Regions from separate parts of the Homo sapiens genome. Here region 1 is linked to region 2. A link is a loop called in an ENCODE intact Hi-C map of the cell type or tissue named here. Cell type or tissue: HCT116. All regions are shown on one strand. Each heading gives the region's core, and the rest is flanking DNA. Links, peaks and the distances in the headings are about the cores only. Region 1 overlaps MAU2 (MAU2 sister chromatid cohesion factor). Region 2 overlaps BORCS8-MEF2B (BORCS8-MEF2B readthrough).

Region 1 (13,324 bases), core at 1,020-9,019, 160 kb after region 2:
CCCCACAAAGCACTCAGAACAGCCTTAGGTGCTCACACAGCCTTGGGGGTCTGTGCCGTGAGCCTTGGCTGCTGGTTCTATGCTCCATTAAGTTTAGATAGTGTCCACTGCAGGCACCATTCAGTTTAGATGACATATATACTACAGGCCAACTGGAGCTGTGTACCCAAAGCAATTAGCGTTGATAAGATAATTTGGTTAATTTAGCTCAAAACTGACACAGGCAGTTTCACTGACGTGGGGAGGTTTGGTTGAGTTTGCTAACAGAGCACGAAGGCAGGTACCGTAAAACTGATGGGTTTGGCAGCAAAGGTCACTGCTCTCTTTCCTTTTTAGCAACTGCACACGCTTGAGAAGGACCTGGTGTCGGCCTGTGACCTCCTGGGTGTAGGGGCCGAGTACGCCCGGGTGGTGGGATCTGAATACACACGGTAGGCACCCACTCCCCTCCTTCCCTCCTGCTCTGTTAACAGGAGGGGCTTGGCCATCTTGGTCCAGGACAAATAACAGAAATGGCATTTCAGGTGAAGTACAGTAGCTCACAGTATATTCCCAGCACTTTGGAAGGCCAAGGTAGGAGGATCACTTGAGCCCAGGAGTTCAAGACCAGCCTGGGGAACATAGTGAAACCCCATCTCCACAAAAAATACAAAAATTGGGTCCGGGCACAGTGGCTTACGCCTGTAATCCCAGCACTTTGAGAGGCTAACGTGGGAGGATCACGAGGTCAAGAGATTGAGCCCACCCTGGCCAACATGGTGAAACCTGTTTCTACTAAAAATACAAAAATTAGCTGGGCGTGGTGGTGGGTACCTGTAATCCCAGGTACTCGGGAGGCTGAGGCAGGAGACTAGCTTGAACCCGGGAGGCAGAGGTTGCAGTGAGCCAAGATCATGCCACTGTACTCCAGCCTGGCGACAGAGCGAGACTCCGTCTCAAAAAAAAAAAAATTAGTCACCATGAGGCGCGGGTTTGAGCCTGAGTTCAGGCACCCAAGCCTGCCCACTGGCCCCAACGCTGTGTGTCCACCGCCGCGTTTTTTTTTGTTGTTTTTTTTTTGTAGAGATAGGGTCTCACCATGTTGCCTAGGCTGGTCTCAAACTTCTGACCTCAAGTGATCTGCCCACCTTGGTCTCCCAAAGTGCTGGGATTATAGGCATGAGCCATTGCACCCAACCGCCTTCTGGGCTTTTCACGTGAGTGCGTCTAAGCCATGTAAGAAAAATAAATACAGGCCAGGCACAGTGGCTGACACCTGAAATCCCAGCACTTTGGGAGGCCGAGGCAGGTGGATCACATGAGGTCAGGAGTTTGAGACCAGCCTGGCCAACATGGTGAAACCCCGTCTCTACTAAAAATATAAAAATTAGCCAGGCATGGCCGGGCGCAGTGGCTCACACCTGTAATCCCAGCACTTTGGGAGGCCAAGGTGGGCAGATCACGAGGTCAGGAGATCAAGACCATCCTGTGAATGGTGAAACCCCGTCTCTACTAAAAATACAAAAAATTAGCTGGGCATGGTGGCGGGCGCCTGTAGTCCCAGCTACTCAGGAGGCTGAGGCGGGAGAATGGCATGAACCCAGGACGCGGAGGTTGCAGTGAGCTGAGATCGCGCCACTGCACTCCAGCCTGGGCGACAGAGCGAGACTCCATCTCAAAAAAAAAAAAAAAAAAATTAACCAGGCATGGTGCCAGGTGCCTGTAGTCCCAGGTGCTCAGGAGGCTGAGGCAGGAGAATCGCTTGAACCCGGGAAGCATAGGTTGCAGTGAATCGAGATCACACCATTGCACTCCAGCCTGGGCAACAGAGTGAGACTCTAAGAAAAAAATAATAAAAAAAATAAAAACAGGCCGGGCGCGGTGGCTCACACCTGTAATCCCAGCACTTTGGGAGGCCGAGGCGGGTGGATCACGAGGTCAGGAGATCGAGACCATCCTGGCTAACACGGTGAAATTCTGTCTCTACTAAAAATACAAAAAATTAGCCGGGCGTGGTGGCGGGCGCCTGTAGTCCCAGCTACTCAGGAGGCTGAGGCAGGAGAATGGCGTGAACCTGGGAGGCTGAGCTTGCAGTGAGCTGAGACCGCACCACTGCACTCCAGCCTGGGCGACAGAGCGAGACTCCGTCTCAAAAAAATAAATAAATAAATAAAAATAAAAATAAACACAGACACAATAGGATAAAACAGAGCAGTCTTGTAAGGGGACTGTTCTCTGTTGTCCACTGAACTGTCCCCTGAGGTGGCATATTAGGTCCTGTGAGCCTTGGGGTAATCACAGTCATCCCAGGAGGCTCCTGGGCCTGCTAGGACCTGACCCCTGCCTCTTGTTTTGCAGGGCGCTGTTCCTCCTCAGCAAGGGGATGGTAAGTTGAGGCTGGGCATGGCTGGATGCAGCTGGTGTTGTGGAGGTGAGGCAGGGCCCCCACAGAGTCTGCTCAGACCCCACCCACTCTCCATGGCATGGCCCCTTAGGCGCCCAGACCCTTAGGCACAGTGAGCAGCCTGGAATGTGAGGCCCGGGCCCTGCTGGGTTCAGGAGGGAAACTCAGGCTGCACCCTATGGGATTCATGCTGAGGCAAGAGCCTGGTTAGGAGCTGCCTGGGCTGGGGTTTCAGGCTGGCCTTGCCCTCTGGATTGGTGGCAGCAGTCCCAGGGCAGGTGGGCAGGTGACCCTGTGCTCCCGGTCCTGGGAGGGCCCCTGCAAGCCCTGTACCCTACACCTGCGCCTCTCCCTCCCCAGCTGCTGCTGATGGAGCGAAAGCTGCAGGAGGTGCACCCGCTGCTGACCCTCTGCGGGCAGATCGTGGAGAACTGGCAGGGGAACCCCATCCAGAAGGAGTCGCTGCGTGTCTTCTTCCTGGTGCTCCAGGTCACCCACTATCTGGATGCCGGGCAGGTGTGTGGCGCCTCTCAGGCGAGCTGCTGGTTGTGACCAGTGGGTATGGGTGGTACCCAGGCCAATGGGTCTTGGGCTGTGAGGTCAGCTGTGTCATCGCCTTACCTTGCCACACAACAGGGCTGTCATACCAGTCCCGGACACACACACTCCTGTCCTGCTCTGCCACGAGTGCTGGTATCTGGGAACAGGGTCTGTCCTGGCCACCCCACCTCCCTTTGGGAGTACTATGTGTGACATTGCATACACTCGCTCAGTGTATGGATGCTCAGAGATTCCAATGGCAGTTCAGGGAATCATGAGAATAAACCACAGAGGTGCTGGGATGGCACCTGCACACAGCAGATGCCCAGGTGCTGTCTGTCTGGCCCCCGGCTGTGGGGTTGAGTAGGGACTGATGTGCTCAGCCATGTCCGAGACTGGACTCATGACCCTGCCGTGGGTGGGGAGCGGCTGTGTTTGAGCTCCTTGTCTCTGTGCTTGTGTGACAGTCTCAGCCCTTCGGGGGCTGGGGGCTGCCCTGTGCCACTCAGACCCACCCCTGTCGCAGTGGGCCACAGGCGAGTCTCCACAGGGCTTGGTAAGGGGGTTGCCCAGTTCGTCCATCCATACCCATCGTTGCCCATTGGGTGAAGCACTGCACTCGGCGCATAGGGACACAGAGCAGACTGCAGCCACGCTTCCCTCAGGGTGCAAGGGCTGCAGAGACATCCCTCGGGGCCTCAGGGCGAGATGGACCACAGCGCCTGCCTGATTCCTGGGCCAGGAAGCCACCTCCCACCCCCTCAGAGCACAGCCTCCCCCTGCCGTCTCAGGTCTGGCTGCGTGAAGACCAAGTGCAGCTCCAGCAGGGTCTGGATAGGCCTCTCCTGGGCCTTGGTGTTGGACCCAACACTGGGCAGTGGACAAGCCTCAGTCCCACAGCTGCCCGCCTGGCTGTGCCCCATGCCCCAAAAGCCTGGCTGATTCATGGGAGTGCGGCAGGGGCGGCTTCATCTTGCAGGAGGTGGCCCTGGCAGAAGGGGAAGGCAGATGCTCCCTAGAGGAAGGAGCAGGGGTGGCTGGGCTGGGCCTGGCTTCCTGAGAGGCCAGGCTCAGGTGGATGCTCGGGTGTGGGTGCTGCACAGGTGAAGAGCGTGAAGCCGTGTCTGAAGCAGCTGCAGCAGTGCATCCAGACCATCTCCACACTGCACGATGATGAGATCCTGCCCAGCAACCCCGCTGACCTCTTCCACTGGCTGCCCAAGGAGCACATGTGTGTGCTTGTCTACCTGGTGCGTCCCCACCAGGGCCCGGGCCAGGGCTGGGGGCGGGGGCAGGGAGAGGGAGAGGGCCCTGGTAACCCCTGCTGTCTGGTCTTGTCGCTAGGTGACTGTGATGCACTCCATGCAGGCCGGCTACCTGGAGAAGGCGCAGAAGTACACGGACAAGGCCCTCATGCAGCTGGAGAAGCTCAAGAGTAAGTCAGGTGCTCGGCTGGCCACATGGCCACAGCGACCCCTGGCGGACGGCCTGGCCAGACGCTAGCTGTACCAGGGCCCAGTGACCCTGTGTGACCGCAGCGCCCAGCCACCCTGCCTGGTGGGTCTCGTCACCCCTAGTTGATAAATGCTGGTGTCCAACGTCAGAGCAGAGCAGACAGGCCTGGGGTCGGGGGTACCTCCCTGACTGGTCAGGTCCCTTGTGCCCAGTCATGCTCAGTTGAAACAGGTGGTAGCTGCTTTTCCCAATTATTATCAGTGTTGTGACAGGGACACTCGGGATGAGGCCAGGATCAGAACTCAGCCCTCACTGACCACCAGCATGTCCTTTGGAGGTCGTGAGTTCTTTCCAGATGCTCAAGTGTCTAATCCATCCAGGGACCTTTGACTAGCACAAACCCAGAGCAGACGTCCCTGGCTGGTATAGTGTGCCCATTAGTCGGTCTGTTTGCTCCCTCGTGAGTGCTGCTGGGGGAGAAGGCATCAGAGCCAAGGCAGCCCAAAGCCGGATAGGCCCTGTGCTTCTCTTATTCCCATATGAGGATGGTTGCTTGGGGCTGTTGGGAGGTGGGGCCCAGCCCAGGTCCCCCTACCCGACTGCCTGAGGCTCTGCTGCATGGTGTCATGATCCAGGGTGGTTTCCACATTTCTACATTTCTAGAACCTGCCATGTCCACAAGCTCTTGAGCACGTAGGGTGAGGGTGAGGGTGAGAGCCAACCCTTCTTGGAGCACTGTGGGAACCAACCTCTGGCTCCAGCTCCGTCTCCCCACCTGGACAGCAAGACACACTCCTTCACTCAGAGGGTGCAGTGGGGACTAGGGGAGATGACGGGGTGGGTGCCTAGCCAGTGTGGCAGGAGACAGGAACGAGGTGGGGGCACGGTGGGCTGGGGGTGGCGCCTCCTCTGGCCTCCCCTGCATGCTTACCCCTGACTCTCACCCATAGTGCTGGACTGCAGCCCCATCCTGTCATCCTTCCAAGTGATCCTGCTGGAGCACATCATCATGTGCCGCCTTGTCACGGGTCACAAGGCCACGGCGCTGCAGGAGGTAAGGCTGGAAGCAGGAGGGGCGGGAAGGCCCAGGAGTTTGTTGGGTCTCAGCAGTGTCAGACAAGAGACTGAATTCGCCAAGTGCATACTGGCAGGCCAGCCCATCCTGCTGTCTCGCTGTCGGCCAGCGTTTTACAGCCCTGCATGGGCACCACTGATCAGAGAATCTCATACAAAAACCAGTGGAGGCCGGGCGCAGTGGCTCACGCCTGTCATCCCAGCAGTTTGGGAGGCCGAGGCGGGTGGATCACTTGAGGCCAGGAGTTTGAGACCAGCCTGGCCAACATGGCGAAACCCCGCCTCTACTAAAAATATAAAAATTAGCCAGGTGTGGTGGCAGACACCTGTAATCCCAGTTACTTGAGAGGCTGAGGCAGGAGAATAGCCTGAACCCAGGAGGCAGAGGTTGCAGTGAGCCGAGATCGCACTACTGCACTCCAACCTGGGCAACAGAGTGAGACTCCATCTCAAAAAAAAAAACCCAAAAAACTAATGGGCCATGGCCCAAAAGCTTGCACACCAAGGGGATAGCGCACATGGTCTCTGGGGATTTGGGGGGTCCTTTGACAGTGATTGTTATACCCCACCCTGCCATTAGGAACACTCTACCCCCAGTACCCACCCTCCTGAGAGGGCATGGGGGCCCTCAGTAGGCTGGAGGTCCTTTACAACCCAGACACCTGTTGGACAGAGTGGAAGAGACGAGTAACAGACAAGGGTCCCTGTCCACGATGGGATCTGGGCTGCCCTTTGCCCTCATGGTGGACGTGTCTGCTGGGGCTTTGTACCCCAGTTTGGTCAGACAGGACATGGGCTCACCCACCAGCTATGGGGTCTCTCCATTGCTGCTCAGACGCCAGGTCCCAGGTTGCAGTCCTGTGATGGCAGTACACTCTCTCCCGGCAGATCTCCCAGGTCTGCCAGCTGTGCCAGCAGTCCCCCCGGCTCTTCTCCAACCATGCAGCACAGCTGCACACATTGCTGGTGAGTAACCCTGTGACAACACCCCGGGAGAATCCAGAATGTTCTCAGTAAGTAAGTACCTAACCAGATCCAGAACATTCCCAGTGAAGGACCCCCTGACAGCACCCTAATCAGAATCCGGAATGTTCCCATAGGTAATCATATAACCTTCCCAGGCACGATCCGGAATGCTCCCAGTGAGCATCTTGTCCCACCCCACATTGGCTTGGGTCTGAAAGGTGGGGACAGTGAGCATATTACCTGCCTTGCAGCTGGCTCGGTAGAGCCATTGTCATACTCCTCCAGGGCAGCCGTGCAGGCCCCGGGCACACCACGTGTCTCTGATCTGAGCCCCCTCCCCAGGGGCCGGCCCTGATGACAACACCACCTTCTTCCAGGGCCTGTACTGTGTCTCTGTCAACTGCATGGACAACGCGGAAGCCCAGTTCACCACGGCCCTGCGGGTAAGGTGCCGGCCCTCCTTGCTGCTCGGGGCGGGCCACACTTCTGAGTAAGGAGTCGGGCGTGGTCTGTGATGAGGACAGCAGTCGCGCTAGGTCAGCTATGCAAAGCCGCAGCCCCAGAGGCAATGCACAGTAGTCAGCCCATGCCAGCCTTGGCAGTGACGCGCTGTTTATCTGGATAAGGGACAGCTATGGGGCCAGGGGCTTCCTGAGCTGACCCAAGGGCAGACGTGAGGGAGAGGTGCGACGCGTCCGGGGACACCACTTTCATGCCTGAGTGGGAACTTTTGCGGCACCCACCCCCAAGGCTGGATTGGCTCAAGTGTCAGCTGACAACTCAGAGCCATCCTGGGTTCAGGGCTCCCATGGGGAGTGGTGGAGCTGGGCCATCTCCCAGGTGCTCTTTGGACAGAGGAGGACTCTTGGTCCTGCTGGGCCGGAGAGGGTGAAGCAGCACCCCAGGCTCCTGGCCTTAGACGGGGGCCCCGCCAGGCCCTGGAAGAAGGCTGGTGCCACATCCTCACGGAGCGCCCCAGCCCAGGGCTGGACCATTGTGTCCCCACCTCAGCCTCAACCTCCTCACAGGAAATGGAGGCTGTGGACACCTTTTTCCTGGTGGTGCCAGGAAGGGCCCTGAGGAGAGGTGTCAGGGAGCAGAGGCTGCTCTGTCTGCCACTCGGGCAAGGTCACCAGGGAGTCCTGTGTGCGCCCTGACTGTTGGACAGGGTTCCCATTCCACGGCACCCCGCAGGCCTGTGGGTGCTGCCACCCCCGCCACTGGCCTCAGAGATGCACAGGAGCCCTGACATGCAGACAGCATGCTTGGGAGGGAAGGGCTGACTCAGCACCCACTCCTCTGCCTCCTCACCTCGCTCCCAGGACCCTGGCTCACTCTGACTGCAGCAGGGCCAGGACCCTCCTCGTGGCCCTGCCATCCTGCCATCTCCGTCTCCGTCTCACTCCCCACAAGTGGTTGCTATTGCTGGTTTGGTTCCGCGTCAAAGTTCCCAAGGCCATGTACCCTAAGGAGTCCTCACCCCGAGGCCAAAAGAGAGCCTCTTTTTCATGGCCCACCCAGGAGTGATGGAGCCAGGATGCAACCCCAACACCCCTAACCCCAAACACACACGCCTCCTGTGGCCCTGAAACAAACATCTCCCACCTTGCTACGTCTCAGAGCATCTGTGCTTGATTCGGAAGATCCTCTGGGCCTCCTGGGTGTGTGCCAGGAGGGGATCTGTGCAGGTGGGGTCTGTGCTTCCTGGGCTCACTCCACCTCTTGCCCAGCCCCACTGGGAACCAGGGTCTGAGCAGGGCTTGAGCTACATAGATTGGACCCTCTCTTGACGAACGATCTCATTTGCCAAGAAGAGCCAGGGACCATGGCCCATCCACCACCTGTCATCAGCAGCATTTCTGGTCTCTGACACAGCATCACCTACCTGGAGCGGGGCCTGTGCTGGCCCCCTGTGGGACAACAGCTCCCCTCTTCCCCACTTCCCCCTATGAAGAGTGACCCCCGCCTAGGACCAGCATATGCCTTGATGGCAGTGGACACCTGGGTCCCACAGGTTGCTGGCTGTGGCCTGGAGGAAGGGTCCACCAGGTCTCAGTCCTGAGAGACAGTGGAAAATGGACCAAAACCCGACATGTTCTGAGGGTAGGATTGGGGTGGCTGGTTTTCCTCTTCTGTGTTCTCTAACTGCCCCGTAACGCAGATGATGGTTTTATAATGAGAAGAAGTAATAGCTGTGTTATCCTTGAGCTTAGGAGGCAAAACAAGTGTGTTTGAAATGAAAAGAACAAGTCTTTTCCAAAGTAGTCTCCGTGGAGATTGTGGGTGCTCTGACACTGCCACATGGGTCACAGCACCCGACCCAGCCCCCTAATGTCCCCGCCTCCCATTCCAGCTCACCAACCACCAGGAGCTGTGGGCCTTCATCGTCACCAACCTGGCGAGTGTGTATATACGGGAAGGAAATAGACACCAAGAGGTAGTAGGTGACATGCTTCATGTTCGGTATCCTTTCTCTCTGTTCTCTTCTTTTTGGGGAACCAGGGGGTTGTCCTGGGCACCAGCACATCTCAGCAGACCCCAGGGTGTTCACCTTTTGAGGGATGGGCGGCACCCGACACAGACACACAAGGCGACCCAGAGGTGAATCGGGCTATGGCCGGGGGAGGCCAGGTCTGGGACAAAAACATTCCCATAGCCACAGAACACTTCTCTTTATCACAAACAAACCAAGCTGTATGAATCACACAGACAAGGTCTTATAGCCCAAGCTGTCTGCTCTAGGATGTCGGCCAGGCATTGAGGCTCAGTCCTAAGGGGCAGCAGCCAGAGCACCTTGTCCCCAGGTTGTGCTGATGCCCCTGCAGGATCAGGGGCACTCACTGGCTGCAGTGTTGGGTGGGGATGCCCAGGGTTGCCCTCACGTGGCGCTTCTGAACCAATGCTTGCATAAGAGTTAGGTTCCCTCTTCTGTCCCTTTTAGCCCTGGGATCCCCACTCAGCCCTGGGATCCCCCTCAGCCCCGGGATCCCCTCCTCAGCCCCGGGATCCCCTCCTCAGCCCTGGGATCCCCCTCAGCTCTGGGATTCCCTCCTCAGCCCTGGGATGCCCACTCAGCCCTGGGATCCCCCTCAGCCCTAGGATGTCCCTCAGTTCTAGTATCTCCTTCACCTCTGGGGGTCTACCTCCAAAGTGTATCAGGCCAGGTGCTTGGCTCACACCTGTAATCCCAGCACTTTGGGAAGCAAGGCAGGAGGATCACTTGAGGTCAGGAGTTCAAGACCAGCCTGGGCAACATAGGGAGACCCCCATTTCTACAAAAAAATTTTTTAAAAACTTGGTGGGGTGCAGGCCTGTGGTCCCAACTACTCGGGAGACTGAGGCAGGAGGATTGCTTGAGCTAGGGAGATTGAGGGCTGCAGTGAGCCATGATCCAGCCACTGCACTCCAGCCTGGGCGACAGAGCAAGAACCTGTCTCAAAGGAAAAAGAAAGCCCAGCCCCGGCTTAGTCATCCGATGCCATACGTGGGCTCGCAGTGTTGAGGAGGAGTTTGGCTCCCCTGTGCCTCTGCAGCTAGAGGGCAGCTAAATTATCAGTCAGATCACGCCCCCATCAGAGCCTCCCGGGGTCCCTGCACCTCCAGAGAAATCCCACCCACTCACCCCCACAGCCCACAGGGCTCACGGGCCCCAGCCTGCCAACCTACCCACTGCCAGGCCAGCCCCTCAGCACCACTCTGACCATACAAAGGCCTTCTGGACGCCCAGGCCCCTGTCACCTACTGCAGGACAGGGTGGCACAGGCAGGGCTGGCTGAGGGTGTGGAAATCTTGCCCCCGGCCCTTCTCACCAGAGGCTGCTCTTGCTGGTCAGTCACCAGGCTCAGCCTGGAGGCCACAGTCCCGACGGGGGTGTAGAGAAATTCCCATGCACTGCAGTGTGTCTTGGGGACCTTTCTCCTGTGAAGATGCAGAATGGTGCTGACTGGCTCTTTCCCCCGCAGCTCTACAGTCTGCTGGAGAGGATCAACCCGGACCACAGCTTCCCTGTCAGGTGAGCCGCTCCAGGCACCACTCCACGCACGGCCTAGGCTCCCCGTGCTCTTTGGTTGGGGCCCCTGACTGCCCCTTGCACCCTGACACCCCATACCCCTCCTCACAGACAGTCTGCAGTGGGGGCTCTCAGAAATAGCCCCCAGCTGCCCACTGCCGTTTTGTAAACCTGCTTCTCAAAATCACCACCCCATGTGATACTGCACTCTCCCTGCAGCTCGCACTGCCTCCGAGCAGCCGCCTTCTATGTGCGTGGGCTCTTCTCCTTCTTCCAGGGACGCTACAACGAGGCCAAGTAAGTGTGGGGCAGAGGGTGGCGTGAGGGCCATGCTCAGGGTAGCCCAGGCCCCGTCCTGCAGTTATCAGCGTCCATGTTCTCCTTGTCAGGCGATTTCTGCGGGAAACTCTGAAGATGTCCAATGCTGAGGACCTGAACCGGCTCACAGCCTGCTCCCTCGTGCTTCTGGGCCACATCTTCTATGTGCTGGGAAACCACAGGGTGAGTGCCCTGGCCTGGGCCCCTCGCTTGGGTGCCTGTGGGGCTTGGCTGAGGGACAGGAGCCGGCCAGCACCCTAAGGGTGGCATGGCACTGTTCATCCTATGCCCCTCGAAGAGCACGTCTAGGTGGATGCCCTGACTCCCACAGCCTGGGCAGGCAGGGCCAGAGGAGCTGGGCACCCACAGAGGGTGTGGGGGGAAGGCAGGAGGCCTGATGGGTGTGGCCTCAGACATTGGGCAGGCAGAGCCCCAGGGCTCAGGGGAGCTGAAGCCAGAACCAAAGGAGCTGCCCTGAGCTACTGGGGATGACGCAGCCACCCCATGCTATGTGTTGACACCTGAGGGGCAGAGAGGTGTCTCCTCTCAGCCGGACTTCCAAACATATCATCCTTGGCCAACACAGTGTCCTCTCAGGGTACAAGTGGCCCCTGGGATTGGTCCCCACCCAAGGTCAGCCAGTCTCTGGTGGGACTGGCCGCCTCAGTCCTTCCTGTCAATTCCTCGCCTACTCTCACCCACTGATCTCACGAGGTCTTGAATTTTTTTTTTTTTTTTTTTTTTTTAAGAAGATATTTTGGGCAGGCACAATGGCTCACGCCTGTAATCCCAGCACTTTGGGAGGCCAAGGCGGGCAGATCACCTGAGGTCAGGAGTTCAAGACCAGCCTAGCCAACATAGTGAAACCCTGTCTCTTACTAAAAATACAAAAATTAGTGGGGCGTGGTGGTGGACGCCTGTAATCCAAGCTACTCGGGAGGCTGAGGCATGAGAATCACTTGAACCCAGGAGGCAGAGGTTGCATTGAACGGAGATCATGCCGCTGCACTCCAGCCTGGGCAACAGAGTGAGACTCTGTCTCAGAAAAAAAAAAAAAAGATGTTTTTGGGACAGGCACGGTGGCTCATGCCTGTAATCCCAGCACTTTGGGAGGCTGAGGTGGGCAGATCACTTGAGGTCAAGAGTTCAAGACCAGCCTGGTCAACATGGTGAAACCTCATCTCTACTGAAAATACAAAAATTAGCCAGGTGTGGTGGCACACATCTGTACTCCCAGCTATTCTGGAGGCTGAGACAGGAGAATTGCTTGAACCCAGGAGGCAGAGAGGTTGCAGTAAGCCGAGGTCGTGTCATTGTACTCCATCCAGCCTAGGTGAGAGCAAGACTCCATCTCAAAAAAAAAAAGGCCGGGCATGGTGGCTCACGCCTGTAATCCCAGCACTTTGGGAGGCCAAGGCGGGCAGATCACAAGGTCAGGAGATCGAGACCATCCTGGCTAACACGGTGAAACCCCGTCTCTACTAAAAATACAAAAAATTAGCCGGGCATGGTGGCAGGCGCCTGTAGTCCCAGCTATTTGGGAGGCTGAGGCAGGAGAATGGCATGAACCAGGAAGGCGGAGCTTGCAGTGAGCCGAGATCCCACCACTGCACTCCAGCCTGGGCAACACAGCAAGACTCCATCTCAAAAAAAAAAAAAAAGATATTTTTGGCCAGGCACAGTGGCTCATTGCTTGTATCCCTTTGGGAGGTGGATGGGGGAGAATCCCTTGATCCCAGGAGTTCAAGACCACCAGCCTGGGCAACCTAGTGAGACCCTCTTTTTTTTTAATTTAATTTTATTTTTTGAGGCCGAGTCTCACTCCGTCACCCAAGTTGGAGCGCAGTGGCATGATCTCAGCTCAGCTCGTGGTAACCTTCACCCCCTGTAGGCTCAAGTGATCCTCCCACCTCAGCCTCCCAAGTAGCTGGGGCCACAGGTGTGTGCCACCATGCTCAGCTAATTTTTTTATTTTTGGTAGAGACTGGGTCTCCATGTTACCCAGACTGGTCTTGAACTCCTGAGCTCAAGCGATCCACCCACTTCAGCCTCCCAAAGTGCTAGATTACAGCATGACCCACTGTGCCTGGCCCTAGAGATGCTATCTCTTAAAAAAAAAAAAAAGATATTTTCCAGCCAGACACAGTGGCTCAGGCCTGTAATCCCAACACTTTGGGAGGCAGAGGTGGAAGGATCATTTGAGCGCAGGAATTCAATATCAGCCTGACCAACATAGTAGATCTGAGATCCCATCTCTACAAAAACCAAACAAAAAAATTAGCTGGGTGTGTGGACTCATGCTTGTGGTCCCAGCTAATTGGGAGGCTGAGGTGGGAGGATCACTTGAGCCCAGGAGGTTGAGGCTGCAGTGAGCTGTGATCATGTTACTGCACTCCAGCCTGGACAACACAGTGAGATCCGTCTCAAAAAAAAAAAGTTATTTTTCTAGATTATAAAATATGACATGTTCATAATTAAAAGGCTGAGAAGCAAAACAGAAAAAAATTGCATGTCTCTGTCATCCATCCCTTCCCACTGCCCACGTCTCCCACGTGGAGGTTTTGCTTGTCAGCCTGTTT
Region 2 (8,000 bases), core at 1-8,000:
GGTCACTGCTATGTCCCCAGTGCCCAGCCCAGGGCCAGGCACACAGCAGAGCGCAGGACCTCGGTATTAAGTGACTGAACTCAGGTTATAGATGCCACAGGACAAGAGGAGGTCACCAGACACCAGGACAAAAGGAAAGAGACAGTTTTCTAATAAGCGAGAAGCAGCGGTTCCCAGCGCAGCTGAGAGACGGTCCTTGCAGCTGGGAGTGGCAGTGGGGGCGGGCGGTCCCAGGAGCTACCTGTGGCCCTGGGCACTGGCATTCATATGGTCCCGGATGCTGATGGCCTGTTTGAGCAGACCCTCCACGCTGCGGAAGTAGACGCTGCTGTCCACCAGGTTCTTCACGGCGCTGAAACGGGAGGACAGGCCTGGTCAGCGCTCCGGACCTGCAGGTAACTGTCCCACACCCCAGCACTTGAGGTCACCACCAGGGCTCGGTGGGTACCTCAGTGATTCTGCGGGCTTCCCGAAGGACTCACAGTGGGCTTACATTTTAGATTTCCCTGCTATGACTAGATGACATCTGTGCAACACAGCACATTCTCTGCCACTGAAACATCTAATGTTTTGAAGGAGGGATCAGTGTATAAAGATGTCATAAAAAATATCTCGGCCATTACTGCTGATAATGGGGGTGTAAAAAATAGGAAAGAAAAAACACCTGGGCACTGTGGTTCACACCTATAATCCCAGCTACTCAAGAGGCCAAGGCAAGAGGATGGCTTGAGCCCAGGAGGTTGAGACCAGCCTGGGCAACACAGCGAGACCCCATCTCTTAAAAAGAAAAATCTGGGATGGGCGCAGTGGATCATGCCTGTAATCCCAGCACTCTGGGAGGCTGAGGCGGGTGGATCATGAGGTCGGGAGGTCAAGACCATGCTGGCTAACAAGGTGAAACCTCTGTCTCTACTAAAAATACAAAAAAATTAGCCGGGCGTGGTGGCGGCCGCCTGTAGTCCCAGCTACTCGGGAGGCTGAGGCAGGAGAATGGCATGAACCTGGGAGGCAGAGCTTGCAGTGGGCTGAGATCGCGCCACTGCACTCCAGCCTGGGCGACAGAGCGAGACTCCGTCTCAAAAAAAAAAAAAAAATATACATTTCACTACAGACAAATGTTCGCTGGCCTCCCGCCTAGCCCAGTGGTATCTGGGGCAACTTCTGTGGTGATGAAAATGTTCTTTATCCATTGAGATGGCTGAGAGGCACCTGGAATGTGGCTAGCGGGACTTGGGAGCTGAATATTTTTTTTCTTTCTTTTTTTTTTTTTGAGACGGAATTTCGCTCTTGTTGCCCAGGCTGGAGTGCAATGGTGTGATCTCGGCTCACTGCAACCTCCGCCTCCCAGGTTCAAGCAATTCTCCTGCCTCAGCCTCCCAAGTAGCTGGGATTACAGGTGCCCACCACCACACCTGGCTAATTTTTGTACTTTTAGTACATGTTGGTCAGGCTGGTCTCAAACTCCTGACCTCAGGGGATCCTCCTGCCTCGGCCTCCAAAAGTGCTGGGATTACAGGCGTGAGCCACTGCGCTCAGCCTCATTTTGTAATTTTTTTTTAATTTTTAATTTTTTTTTTTGAGACAAAGTCTCACTTTGTTGCCCAGACTGAGCACAATCTCAGCTCACAGCAACCTCCGTCTCCCAGGTTCAAGCGATTCTCCTGCCTCCGCCTCCCAAGTAGCTGGGATTACAGGTGCCCACCACCACACCTGGCTAATTTTTGTATTTTTAGTAGAGATAGGGTTGCACCATGTTGGCCAGGCTGGTCTTAACTCCTGCCGCAAGTGATCTGCCCACCTCGGCCTCCCAAAGTGCTGGGATTACTGGCGTGAGTCACTGCACCCAGTTTCATTTTAACGAGTTAAAATTGAAGTGTGCTTAGCCACCCATGGCGTAGGTTCCTGGATTAGATGGCACAGCTAGAGGAAGCAGAAGAAAGCATAGGTTTTTTGTTGGTTTTTTTTTTTCCTTTCTTTTTTTTTTTTTTTTTTGAGACGGAGTCTCGCTCTGTCGCCCAGGCTGGAGTGCAATGGCGTGATCTCGGCTCACTGCAAGCTCCACCTCCCGGGTTCATGCCATTCTCCTGCCTCAGCCTCCCACGTAGCTGGGACTACAGGTGCCACCACACCTGGCTAATTTTTTTGTATTTTTAGTAAAGACGCGGTTTCACCGTGTTAGCCAGGATGGTCTCGATCTCCTGAGCTCATGATCCGCCTGCCTTGGCCTCCCAAAGTGCTGGGATTACAGGTGTGAGCCACCGCGCCCGGTCTGTTTTTTGTTTTTTTGAGACAGGATCTTGTTCTGTTGCCCAGGCTGGAGTGCAGTGGTGCAATCTCCACTCACTGCAGCCTCAACCTCCCAGGCTTAAGCAATCCTCCCACCTCAGCATCCCGAGTAGCTGGGACTAGAGGTGTGTGCCACCAGGCTCGGCTAGTTTTTGTATTTTTTGTAGGAATAGGGTTTCACCAGGTTGCCCAGACTGGTCTCAAACTCCTGGGCTGAAGTGATCCTCCCACCTCAGACTCCCAAAGCACTGGGAGTACAGGCGTAAGCCCCTGCACCCGGCCGTATTTCTTTCTTCTTTAGAGGAGAGGTCTGGCTATATCACGCAGGCTGACCCTGAACTCCTTTCAAGGCATCCTCCCACCTCAGCCTCCTGAGTAGCTGGAACTATAGGCGTGCATAACCATTCCCAGCTCTAGCAACTCCTATTTCTTTTCTTTTCCTTGAGCTAAGGAAGATACTGTCTGTCTGGTCAACCCTTGTCCCACCAAGGGGGCCAAGGCTGCCAATGGCAGAATACTGCCCCAGCAGCAGGATTTCTTGTCTAGGCACCTTCGCCCACACAACCAAACAGCAACACACCAAGGGAACTGCTGGGAGCATCATTCAGCCGCCAATAAAATGGCCCACAGCCCATGTCAGGTGCAAACAGCATGTCTGTGCAAAGTCGAGGAACTTCCAAGGCCAACTGGGCAACCCGAGGCAACCGGAATAAGGCTTGGGAATACAGTCACGAGGAATGGAACCAAAGCACAGGAGGCAAGGGGTCAGTAACAAAAAGAAACACCGGCCAGGCGTGGTGGCTCGCATCTGTAATCTGAGCACTTTGGGAGGCTGAGGTGGGTAGATCACCTGAGGTCAGAAGTTTGAGACCAGCCTGGCCAACATGGCGAAACCCCATCTCTGCTAAAAATACAAAAATTAGCCGGGCAAGGTGGCGGGCGCCTGTAGTCCCAGCTACTCGGGAGGCTGAAGCGGGAGAACTGCTTGGACTTGAGAGGCGGACGTTGCAGTGAACTGAGATCATGCCACTGCACTCCAGCCTGGGTGACAGAGTAAGATTCTGTCTCAAAAAAAATTTAAAAATAAACAGCCATATCTGTGCTTTGGGCTTCCCCCTGGCTGCCATCCACCCCACTGGCCCATCTGTCCTGGCTGTGGGAGAGAAATGCTGGTCCCCAGAGGCATCTTCCAGAATCCCTATCCCTCTTTCCTGTGGCAGCTGGGGAGGGGCTCAGCACAGGGAAGAGACCCACCTGGGGCCCTGGCCAAGTGAATCGTGGTACAGACCCCATACACCCACTCGGGTAGGCCTGGCAGGGTGGGGCTTACTGGGCAGTTGGCTGGGATGCCCCTGAATGCCCAGGAGGCCAGAGCAGCAAAAGGTGGCCCTGCAGCGGGGAGGCTGTGGCGCTCACCTGCAGGCGTACTCCACAGTGTAGATGGCTCCCTGGCTCTGCTCCTCCCAACGCTGCATGTCTGCCTGTAGGGGGCGCAGGAGATATTTGGCAAGGGAGGCCACCCCCACCTAGAGGGCCTTCCTCCCAGCTCTCTTGGTTGGGGCTCTCCTGAGTCCTCATGGTGGAAGCAGAGACCTTTCCTCCTGCAACTCCCTTCCCTCACAGGTCTGGGCTTTCTGTGAACACCTGGCCACCATGCCTCAGGGCCTTTGCACAGGCTGTTCCCCCTGCCTGGCACATCCTTCCCTTAGATAGTCAGACGGCTGCCTCCTTGCCATGCAGGTCATAACTGTAACAGAATAGTATAGTTTGACTGTGTCCCCACCCAAATCTCACCTTGAATTGTAGTTCCCATAATCCCCATGTGTTGTGAGAGGGACCAGGTGGAGACAACTGAATCATAGAGGTGGTTCCCCTCATCCTGTTCTCCTGATAAGTGAGTTCTCACGAGATCTTGTGGTTTTAATAAGGGGCCTCCCCCTTCACTGGGCACTCATACTTCTCCTTCTTGCTGCCATGTGAGGAAGTACATGTTTGCTTCCCCTTCTGCCATGATTCTAAGTTTCCTGAGGCCTCCCCAGCCCTGTTGAACTGTGAGTCAATTAAACCTCTTTATAAATTACCCAGTCTTGGCTATGTCCTGATAGCAGCATGAGAATGAACTAATACACACATCTTGCCATCTCCTTCAAAATCTATCCCAGATCTGTCCACCACGCCTCTGACCTGGCTTTGCCACCACATGCCTCCTTGCTGGTGTCCCAGCCTTGACTCCTGCCCTGACAGCCCCTGCTCCTCCCAGCAGGCCCCAGCTCACCTTGTGCTGGGCCAGCTCGGGGAGGGAGCGACGCACATGCTCCTGCAGCCGGTACAGGGCCACGGATGGCTCGTTGGCCAGGACGTAGACGCTCTCAGTGAACTTGTCCGTGACTAGATACAGGTGGTAGGGATGGGGCGGGTGTGGGGAGACAAAGCGTCAGCCTCCTCATTGCTCAAGTGTTGAGCCCAGCCAGAGCAAAGGGGGCATCTGGCGTGTCCCTCCGCAGCTAGGTCACTCCTGGCCCATGACAGGCTGGAGGAAGTGGTCACAGCAGGGCTCACTCAAGAGGACATTAATGAGACCGGGTGCGGTGGCTCACGCCTGTAATCCTAGCACTTTGGAGGCTGAGGTGGGCAGATCACCTGAGGTCAGGAATTCAAGACCAGCCAGGCCATCATGGTAAAACCCATCTCTACTAAAAATACAAAAATTAGCCAGGCATGATGGCGGGCGCCTGTAGTCCCAGCTATTCTGGAGGCTGAGGCAGGAGAAATCACTTGAATCTGGGAGGTGGAGGTTGCAGTGAGCTGACGTCATGCCATTGCACTCCAGCCTGGGCAACAAGAGCAAAACTCCATCTCAAAAAAAAAAAAAGAGGACATTAATGAGAGGACATAATGAGTGATGAGTTCATAACGAGTAAACTTCTTTTTTTTTTTTTTGAGACAGAGTCTTGCTCTGTCATCAGGCTGGAGTGCAGTGGTGCAATCTCGGCTCACCACAACCTCCGACTCCCTGGTTCAAGTGATTCTCCTGCCTCAGCCTCCTGAGTAGCTGGGATTACAGGCATGCACCACCACGCCCAGCTAATTTTTGTATTTTTAGTGGAGACAGGGTTTCACCATGTTGGTCAGGATGGTCTCGATCTCCTGACCTCGTGATCCGCTCACCATGGCCTCCCAAAGTGCTGGGATTACAGGCTTGAGCCACCGCGCCTGGCCAGCTTGATTGAACTTTTTTTTTAGAGACAGGGTCTCGCTCTGTTGCCCAGGCTGGAGTGCAGTGGTGTGATCACAGCTCACTGCACCCTCGAAACTCCCAGCCTCAAGGCATCATCACGCCTCAGCCTCCCGAGGAGCTAGAACTACAGGTGCAAACCACCATGCCTGGCTAGTTTTTTCATTTATTTATTTATTTATTTATTATTATTTTGAGATGGAGTCTCACTCTGTCGCCCAGGCTGGAGTGTAGTGGGGCAATCTTGGCTCACTGCAAGCTCCACCTCCTGGGTTCACGTCATTCTCCCGGCTCAGCCTCCCGCGTAGCTGGGACTACAGGCACCCGCCACCACGCCCGGCTAACTTTTTGTATTTTTTAGTAGAGACGGGGTTTCACTGTGTTACCAGGATGGTCTCGATCTCCTGACCTCGTGATCCGCCTGCCTCGGGCTCCAAAGTGCTGGGATTACAGGCATGAGCCACCGCGCCCGGCTCATTTTTTAAAATAGAGACAAGGTCTTGCTATGTGGCCCAGGCTGGTCCTGAACTCTTGGTCTCAAGTGATCCTCCTGCCTCAGCCTCCCAAAGTGCTGGGATTATAGGCATGAGCCACTGTGCCTGGCCCCCAGTGAACTCTTCTCATCTTTCCCTCCCAAACCCACCGGTAGTGGACACTGCTGCCTACTGCACTTCCCGGCATTCTTTTTGCCCCCGTGACCACACTCGGGACTCTTCAGAGCATGCCCACAGGACCTGAAAGTGCCTGGAAGTTCACATCCCAGGAGGGCCTCAGCTGCCACTCACCAGTGAGAGATATGGAAACCTGTGTCCCTCGCTGGGCACTGAACAACCCAGAGCCTAACATCCCCCTGGGCTCCTGTGCAGGCCCAGGATGAGGCCTCCCTCTGCAGATTTTACCTGAGGTGCCCCTCGCTCAGCCTCCTCACCAGCCAGCCCTGCCCTGTTTCCCCTTCTCCCCTGCAGGTGTCTCCTGATGAAATTTTTTTTTTCTTGTTTTTGAGACAGAGTCTTGCTCTGTTGTCCAGGCTGGAGTGCAGTAGTGTAATCTCGGCTCACTGCAACCTCCACCTCCCGGGTTCAGGTGATTCTCCTGCCTCAGCCTCCCGAGTAGCTGGGATTACAGGCACCCGCCACCACGCCTGGCTAATTTTTGTATTTTTATTTGAGATGGGGTTTTACCATGTTGGCCAGGCTGGTCTCGAACTCCTGACCTCAAGTGATCTGCCCACTTCGGCCTCCCAGAGTGCTGGGATTACAGGAGTGAGCCACCGCCCGGCCCTGATAAATTAATTGCACGCAAATCCTCATTACAGGGTCTGTTTCAACAACGGCATTCCCAGCCAGCCAGCAGGGCCCGCCTTTCCTGTCCCATTCTTGGGCAGATCCTGATGGTTCCAGTCTCACCTGTTCTATTATACCACACTGCCCGCACCGGTCCAGGCACAGCGAGGCACGGCCATCTCCTGCCTGGATGCCAGATCCACCTTCTCCCTGGCCTCTCTGCTTCCCCTGCTGCCAACAGTTCAACCTCCATGCAGCACGTGAGGCAAACTCCAAATGAACAAATCATCTATTCCCACCCTTGCTTTAAACTCTTCCATAGCTCCCACCTGCCAGAGAATAAAATCCGCCTTTCTTGCCCTGCATGTTCTGGCTGCTCTTGACCTCCCTGCCTTCCTTGCCCTCCACCCCTGGCTCTTCCTTGGACCTCCCAGCACTGCCCAGAACTTTCTCACTGCCCGAGAGGACAAGGTAGGAGGATCACTTGAGGATAAGAATTTGAGACCAACGCCGGGTGCGGTGGCTCACGCCTGTAATCCCAGCACTTTGGCAGGAGGATGGATTCAGCCTAGGAGTTCAAGACCAGCCTGGGAGACATGGCGAAACCCCACCTCTATAAAAAATTGCAAAAATAAGCTGGTCATGGTGATCTATACCTGTAGTCCCAGCTACTCAGGAGGCTGAGGTGGGAGGACTGCTTGGGTCTGACAAGTGGAGGCTGCAGTGAGCCATGATCATACCACTGCACTCCAGTCTGGGCAAAAGAGTGAGACTCTGTCCCAAAAAAAAAAAAATTAAATGCCCGTATGTGACCAGTTGCTCCTTTATTCATTACAGCAGAGCTCTAAACACTTGGTCACCTCAAGGCCTTTGCACTTGGTATTCCCACCTGGAGACACCATTCCGTCACTGGCTCTCCTTCATCCCTCAGGTCTGCTCAAATGTCACCTCCTGGGCAAGACCCTCCCTGACTACCAAGCTTAAAAGATGACCCCTCCACCTCACGGAGGACCTTGGCAGGCATTTTGTTCCTTTCTCTTAATACCAATTTCAACTGATTAGGTTACATGTTCACAGGAAAAGTTAAAAGCTTGGACTTGGGAGAGCAGAGCTTCTCTGAGCCTCAGCTTCCTCATCCACAAAAAAAGAATAACAGCACCAGCCTCAAAGTTTGCTACAGAGATGAATCCAATGCC

The links. Hi-C counts contacts between places; a loop is a spot of excess contacts. Peaks named below come from ENCODE experiments on the same cell type or tissue, not always from the same donor. Only the 100,000 strongest peaks of a DNase experiment are listed, where the experiment ranks them.
Region 1: a loop joins it to region 2, with 7 times the contacts of the local background. A loop is called at or near these places in 9 of 110 quality-filtered maps.

The regions. Positions count from the first base shown.
Region 1 is chr19:19,338,509-19,351,832 of GRCh38, forward strand. It overlaps MAU2 (MAU2 sister chromatid cohesion factor), which reads left to right. Exons shown (of 19, transcript NM_015329.4): 5 at 337-431; 6 at 2,338-2,365; 7 at 2,744-2,899; 8 at 4,027-4,173; 9 at 4,268-4,358; 10 at 5,329-5,432; 11 at 6,341-6,418; 12 at 6,796-6,861; 13 at 8,772-8,858; 14 at 10,381-10,430; 15 at 10,647-10,724; 16 at 10,817-10,928. Among named protein-coding and RNA genes, the nearest start is that of MAU2, 24 kb to the left of the region's middle. RefSeq lists enhancers at 3,529-4,037, 10,424-10,924 and silencers at 4,147-4,236, 4,277-4,416. In HCT116, for the core only: CTCF peaks have their summits at 4,417 (motif pointing left) and 4,616; a DNase peak (open chromatin) is centred at 4,413.
Region 2 is chr19:19,182,332-19,190,331 of GRCh38, forward strand. BORCS8-MEF2B (BORCS8-MEF2B readthrough) reads right to left here. Exons shown (of 12, transcript NR_027308.2): 2 at 4,562-4,674; 3 at 3,703-3,767; 4 at 242-352. BORCS8 (BLOC-1 related complex subunit 8) reads right to left here. Exons shown (of 6, transcript NM_001145784.2): 2 at 4,562-4,674; 3 at 3,703-3,767; 4 at 242-352. Among named protein-coding and RNA genes, the nearest start is that of BORCS8, 5.8 kb to the right of the region's middle. RefSeq lists an enhancer at 3,141-3,642. In HCT116, for the core only: a CTCF peak has its summit at 3,766 (motif pointing right); a DNase peak (open chromatin) is centred at 3,780; H3K27ac peaks cover 1,141 bases.